2 separate regions of the Homo sapiens genome follow, and region 1 is linked to region 2. Evidence: chromatin contacts called from ENCODE Hi-C data. All regions are on one chromosome and are shown on one strand. Each heading gives the region's core, a stretch centred on a gene start or an enhancer-like site at or near the end of the contact. The rest is flanking DNA. Distances are from core to core; before and after follow the strand shown.

What was found. Hi-C counts contacts between places; a loop is a spot of excess contacts on that map. Pooled maps may share reads with other maps.
Region 1: a loop to region 2 is called in a map of body of pancreas, with 2.9 times the contacts of the local background. The contact joins two enhancer-like sites. A Hi-C loop is called at or near these places in 7 of 168 maps with a recorded cell type or tissue (IMR-90, body of pancreas, heart left ventricle and 2 more) and 11 of 50 pooled maps.

Annotation. Positions count from the first base shown.
Region 1 is chr1:59,716,980-59,720,361 of GRCh38, forward strand. All of the region lies in intron 14 of FGGY (FGGY carbohydrate kinase domain containing), which reads left to right. Among named protein-coding and RNA genes, the nearest start is that of MIR4711, 15 kb to the right of the region's middle. Within about 2 kb of position 2,117, at least 6 of the 41 ENCODE cell types and tissues checked have a DNase peak (open chromatin) inside an H3K27ac peak, as active enhancers do.
Region 2 is chr1:58,907,295-58,910,782 of GRCh38, forward strand. No RefSeq gene overlaps it. Among named protein-coding and RNA genes, the nearest start is that of LINC02777, 4.9 kb to the left of the region's middle. Within about 2 kb of position 2,042, at least 3 of the 41 ENCODE cell types and tissues checked have a DNase peak (open chromatin) inside an H3K27ac peak, as active enhancers do.

The sequences.
Region 1 (3,382 bases), core at 867-3,366, 810 kb after region 2:
TGGGTTTCAGAATAACAATAGTGATCATCATAACACTTAGTTGCAGGATTGCTGACCACACACATTTCACATATGCTCGCCCTTAACCCTCCTTGTCCATTCTGTGATGTAGGTATCATCCTGTTTTACAGATATGAAAATTGAGGCTTAGATTATAGCAATCAAAGGTTGATGGGAAAATTAGAAATATTCTGCTTACTTAGTTCAACAGTGCAGAGCTTTTGTGTTGTTACGTTCTTCCTTGGATACATGTGCTTGTCGTTGAGATTTTATAGGGTAATCTATATACCCTATAAACCCATTTAATATAATCATAGGTTCTGCTTGTTCTAATACTGTTACCTATAAACAATTCCCCATGGACTCAGATGGAAAGTGCCATGAATTAAAGACCTTACACTACCTGGACCACTCTGATACTGCCCACCACAGGCAATGGGCAGCTATGGCATGGTTTAGAGCATAGGATACCATAATGAAAAGGATCAGTTCTTTCAACAAAGGCCGGATGGGAAAGACAGGAAGGAGGAAATCGTGTGAACCCAGAAGTGTGATATTCGATGGAGAGGCAATCCTGGGATGAACACCCAGAGCTTGGGTTTGGGATGGCTGAAGAACTTATGCCAAGAAGAGAAGGCACACATGTAGATTGAGAAGGCCATGACCAGCACTGCTTAAGTCTTACCACTTAGTCATAGTTGAGGGACATAAGACTTGAAGTATGGAGATTTAGGCTCAAGTCCTAGTCTCACGGCTACTGGCACTATGTGAAGAAGGACGGAAAAGGCAAGAATTATATGCTGATTGAGTTATGCAATATATTGTGTCTTCCCATCAATAGCACTTAAGTATTTCTGTGTGCCAGCACTTTCTAATTTCTCTTCTAATCGCTTAACATATATTAACTTATTTAGTCTTCAGAGAAACCCTATTAGATTGGGGGTATTATCATCTTCTTTGTATAGCTGGGGAGACTGAGGCACAGAAAAGGTTAAGTAACACACCTATGGTCACACAGCTGGTATGTAGAGAAACTACACTTTGAACCCATGCAGTTTGGCCCCTGAGTCCATGCTCTTACTTACTGTCACATTACCTCTCAGGAGAAAACAGGATAGGTGTTACGAGCCCAGTTTTACAGATGATGAGACTGTGGGTCCAAGACCATAAGGGATTTGACTAAAGATCAAACAACTAAACAAACTGTTACGCTGGCATTTGAACTAGGTCTTCCTAATTCTGATCCAGACATTCTTTCTATCAGATCACACTGCCTCCTGTTGGTGTGAAAGCATTTTACAACCATAAACCTCCTCCTGTTTATTAACACATTATTATGATAGATATAAGGCTTCTCTGATTCAGTAGGAAAACTAAGGAGGTAGATCAGCCAAGCTCGTGGTTGGTAGTAATAAAGGGCTTGCCTTCTAGACGGTGACTCCCTCCAGGAGAGCCACCAACCAGTTCCTAACCTCTGTTTCTTGCAGTTCCTACAGAGCCTGGCATGGGGCAGAGGGTGGCTCTCTACAAATGTTTGTTAAACACAACTTGTTCCAGATAGAAGCATGTGAGGCTCTCCACTACCACCAGTGGCATAGCAGGCACACCCATGCATTAGCGACTTGCCCTCTGCCAACTCCTGGGATGGTGATATGATGATGGTTCTTTGTAAGCTTGTCACTTGTCCCTCTTCCAAAGTGAGTTTACCCAGAGGAGCATTCTGAGGTTGAATTTGTCCCATACCACCCCTTCACCTACACATTGACACTCCCCGCTGTATACCATGGGGTCAGAGACCTTGCACTACAAAGGCCCCTTGCCAAGCGTGGTATTGCTTGCAGCCTGTCTGAGGCTTTCACTACTTTCCCCCAGACTCTCAGCCCCTGGCCTCCTGGCTCATGGCCACTCCCAGTGCCCTTAGCTTTAGCTTCCTGACCCCCCTATAACTGGCACCCAGGACCACTTCACCAGCTTCCTTCTCAGAACAATTGACTTTTGCCCCTGGGGTACTTATACCTCTTTTGTTCAAGGTCACACCCCAGCTCAACACCCAGGATCCACCCTGCCAGCCTGTGTGAGAGCCATCCCCACTAGACTTTGAAAGGGACTGGACAGTGTGTTCAGCCACCTTCTCAAGGGCCTGTCCCTGGCAGCTTTACTGGTCCCACCTGTTCCTAGCCTAGGAGCTGCCAATCCAACAAGATGAGGCTATTCTGGGAAGAAGCAGGAAGACCTCTTCACCCTAATTGAGTCTTTCTTAACAAAGAAGTCAACAGAACTTTTTTTTTTAAGTGTTTTAAATACTGCACAGGATGCTACAGCAGTTAAGAGCATGGCCTCTGGAATCAGAAGGATATGAGTTAAAAATCCAGTTCTGCCACTTGCTAGCCATGTCATCCTAGGGAAATTACTTAACCTTTCTCAACCTCGGTTTCTCATTTGTAAAATGGAGCTAAAAAAGGCCCACATTACTAGGTAATCATGAGAATTCTGTGAAATGATATATGTGAGCATATGTCACAGCATGTGACAAGCAGTAGATGCTCAATAAATGATAGTTATTATCAGCATTATATTAAATATTATTAAAGTATCTTTTAAGACTTTCTGGAGACATTTCATTCAGACAGTTATTTATTCAACAAACATTTATCGAGAGCCTGCATTTCTCCAGATCCATGCTGAGTGCAAATATGGGATGTATAATTATGTTTATAAAAAAGAGCGGTGCATGTTAATCACTTACTATAGGCCAGACACTGTTCTAGGCATTTTAGGAACATTCTTTCATTTAATATTGATAAGGGCCTTGCAAGTTGGCAGAAATTATAATTGTCATTTTAGAGATGAAAAAACTGAGGTTCAGAGAGGTTATCCCCAAAAAGACATGACCTGTGATTGAGTGTGGCATGCATCACCCTTAAATAAACCAAAATATTTTAAGTTCAAGTCCCCACTATTGAGAGATCGACAATTTACTCCCATGTAGTAGAATGCCTTTATATAACTTTCTTGTTAAAGTCAAGGTCAGAGCAAAGTGGTGTGATTTCCTCCTCATTGGTAAAAATCTCTGTAAGAGGTGAGTGTTCTCGTGCCTTTGTTAGCATGCCAGCAATGAGCCTGGGGTCTCTCCTCTGATTACTGGGGATTTCATCATCATTCAGGATACCTTCTCTCATTATGTGGGACTGAAAATAGAGATAGAAAAGGCAACAGGTAAGGGGCTCATAGTGAACTCACCCAATGCATGCTTTGCAAGTTATTTTGTTTTTTAAGCAAGTCCCAGTCATGATCTTGCTTTCGGATTCATGCCTTATGCCTGTAGCCATTGAAAGCCAAGTATGTCAGGGGGAAAAAAAGGTCCTTCAGTTAGCTGAGGTTT
Region 2 (3,488 bases), core at 792-3,291:
AGGTTTCAATAAGCATGAAATGCAATTCAGGGACCTGTTTTTCATGATATAAAAATCTTTGCACACAGTAAAATCACCATATCATCTGGTTTACCTAGGAGGTTCTGGTTTACACCCATTGTCCTGACATAATTGCCAATAGTTCCCCTTTTATTATCAGGTACCATAATTTGGAAAATAAATTATATTGTCACTCTAGCACTGGGTAACCAAACAAGAGCTTGTCTAAGTGGTTGCTTTCCCAAGGTTTTGCCATCTGTTGGACTCCAGTTCACGTTTCAAGACGCAGCCTCTGTCACTTCCTCTGTGACAGAATTAATCTGCACTCCCACAGCACTGGGTACTCACCTTCATTCACTCACAGATCCTCTTTGGCTTTGTCTCCACTGAGCACTGGGTCCCCTCAACTAGACCACATTGTGTTCTGTGCATCTCCTTGCACAAGTCGTGAGAACAGTAAGCTCTTAACTAGAGGCTGTGGAGTGAATTATTTTGGACAGAAATTTCCCCAAGAAGATTTGGTTTTGCTTTATTTTACTTTCAGTCACCAAAGGAATAAAAATGTTCCTAGGGACTTGTTAAGCCTTAACACTGAATATTGGAAAGGGGATATGCAATACAAATGCTTTCAAAAGGAAAGTCAATAAATATTTAGGAAAGTGACAAGAAGTGTTCAAACATGCTTGTTGTTGTTGCTAAATGTTAAAGCTTTATCAACCTTCTTTAATAGTTTTTAAATTTGTTTTTGTTTTTGTTTTTTGAAACAAAGTCTCACTCTGTCACCCAGGTTGGAGTGCAGTGGTGTGATCTCAGCTCACTGCAACCTCTGCCTCCTGAGTTCAAGCAATTCTCCTGTTTCAGCCTCCCAACTAGCTAGGACTACAGGTGCCCGCCATCATGCCTGGCTAATTTTTGTATTTTTATTAGAGACAGGGTTTCACCATATTGGTCAGGCTGGTCTTGAACTCCTGACCTCAGGTGATCCACCCTCCTCAGCCCAAAGTGCTGGGATTACAGGCATGAGCCACCGTGCCCGGCCTTTAATAGTTTTTTCTAAATTTAAAATTCTAGCAATAACTCTACTTGTATAAAAGAAACATTTTACTTTCTACTCTTTTGTATCCTTTAACAAGTATGTGTTGCTTTTTCTTTAACATGTATGTTTCTCTTTAAAACGTTTGTATCCCTTTTTAACTAGAAAATTTTTATTAGAAAAGATACAATTATTGAAACAAAAAATTAGTTTCCTAAGAGATTTGAGAGATCATTGAGATAAATCCTTTCATATTCCAGAGTGTGTGCTGGGCAGGAGGGTTGAAAGGGAAGGAGGAAAAACTAAGAAACTAATGGGACCCAAAGAATTTAAGGTATTCAGCAGAAGCCTCACAAGCAATAAGTGGCAAAGTCAATACTGGAACCCAGTTCTCTGAATCCATGTCTCTTGATCCTTGCACAACACTTCTCAAATTTCTTTGGACTGGCAAAAGGCATTTGAGCAGAGATACTCTTGTCATCCCTGGAGTTAGAATGTGAGCTCCATGCCTCAACTAGGATTATTTGGATGAAGTTAAACCATGCACAGCTCCAAATTCAAAGGAGTCAAGGAGAAAATTTATCCATGAATAAGGGTTTATATCACCTTACTTGCTGAGTGACCTTGGTCAGGTTACTTAACCTCTCTGAGGCTTAGTTTTCCTGTCTTTCATATGGTGCTAACAGTATGTTTCTTGTAGGATTTGGCGAGGTTTCAATGAAATAGTGTGCATAAAGTACTTACCAGTTTTTAGAGGGAAACGTTCAATAAATTATAGGCATTATAATAATTATTATTATTGCTGCTCTGCTACCCAGACTTGTATTGAAGGAGAACTTATTAATTTCAAATAGGCACTATGTAGACAGTTCTTCCTGCCCTAACGCTCAGGTGCCAATTCCATAAGCACTTTGACTTAAGAAATCTGTTTTCTGAGGAGGTGGTGATTGAAATGGGGATCATGTATAGAGGAGCCTGCATGACTGGTCTCCCTGTCACCAGGCATTTTCCTGTTTCCTAGATTCCTTGATATCACTTTTTTTTTTTTTTTTTGGCTTGGGCTTTGCAAAACTTCCTGGTGGGTAGTTTTAGTCATCCTTCCTAGCAGTTTGCAAGAGTATGTTATGAAGCTGGAAATCATTTAAAAAATGTCCTGATGTGTCAGAAAAAGGGAAGAAGAAGGATGATGGCTCCTCTTGTTCATTCATTTGAAATATTGATTACTAGTTCCTCTTTCTTTAATCTTTAATGGAGATTTTCTTTTCTTTTTCTCTTGTCTTCACAGACTTCTATTTACCATTGAAAAGAAAAGCAACCATAATACCCTGGCATCTACAAAGGAGAACCATTTACTTAAGCATCTACCTACTCGTTTGACATATGTTATTAAATACTTACTGCATTAGGCCCTGTGCTAGGCAATGACATACAGACATGAAGGTTACATAAACTTGTTTATGAAACATGGACTCTTACAGACCTGGGTTCAAATCTCTGCTTTGTCCATTTCTAAAGATTGGATCTCAGGCAGGTTAGCTACTTATCTCTCTGAACCAACTCCTTCTCTCAGATTCCCTGTCTCAGCCATGGCATCACCGTCATCTTTTTGTCCCAGTTTAGAAAGCTCAGAATGATTTTATTCTCCCCCTGAACCCTCTACCTAATGTTCTGTCCATCACCCAGCAATGCACAATTTAATTCCTAAATATTCATTGAATGTATCTTCCCCTACATCTCCAATTTATTTAACAAATATTTATTGAGGGCCTGCTCTGTCCCAGGCCCTCTGCTGGCACAGGGATACCTGTCCCTAAGGAGCTCCCTGGCTGGTCAGGTGCATCCATAAATACACAATTTCTCAATAGCAAATGGGTGTAGCGATAATAAAAGCCCACTTTTATTGCACGCTTAATCACTGCTGGACACTGTTCTAAGAGCATTATATACATTAAACCACTTAATCATCACAATAACCCTAAGAGATAGGTGATATTAGTATCTTTACCTTATAGATAAGGAAACCAAGACAACAGAGTGAATAAACAACTTGGCCAAAGTCACACAACTCACTAGCAGTGGAGGAAGGTGCAATGGCTTATAAAGTTGGCTTAAAAGCTATAGCTGTAACCACTAGTGAGCTCAGGTTCTGCTTTGAGGGCATTGGAGAGGGGTCCCTGGGGAGGAGCTCCTAACCATATTAAAGGTCCTTCTTTGAGCTGTTGTCTATGCTGAGCCTTACAATGTGAGTAGGGTTTAGCCAGAACAATTCTCCCCATCCCCCCACACCCTGCTCTGTGGGCCTCACCTTGACCAGTTTCTTCATTGATCCCACTCTTGTTGGTCCATTCTTCTCACATGTGTCACAGTGAGCTTTCTAATCAAATCTGATCATATTATTACTACTTTTTTTTTCTTTTACTTTTTCTTCTTTAGATACAAGGTCTTGCTCTAATGC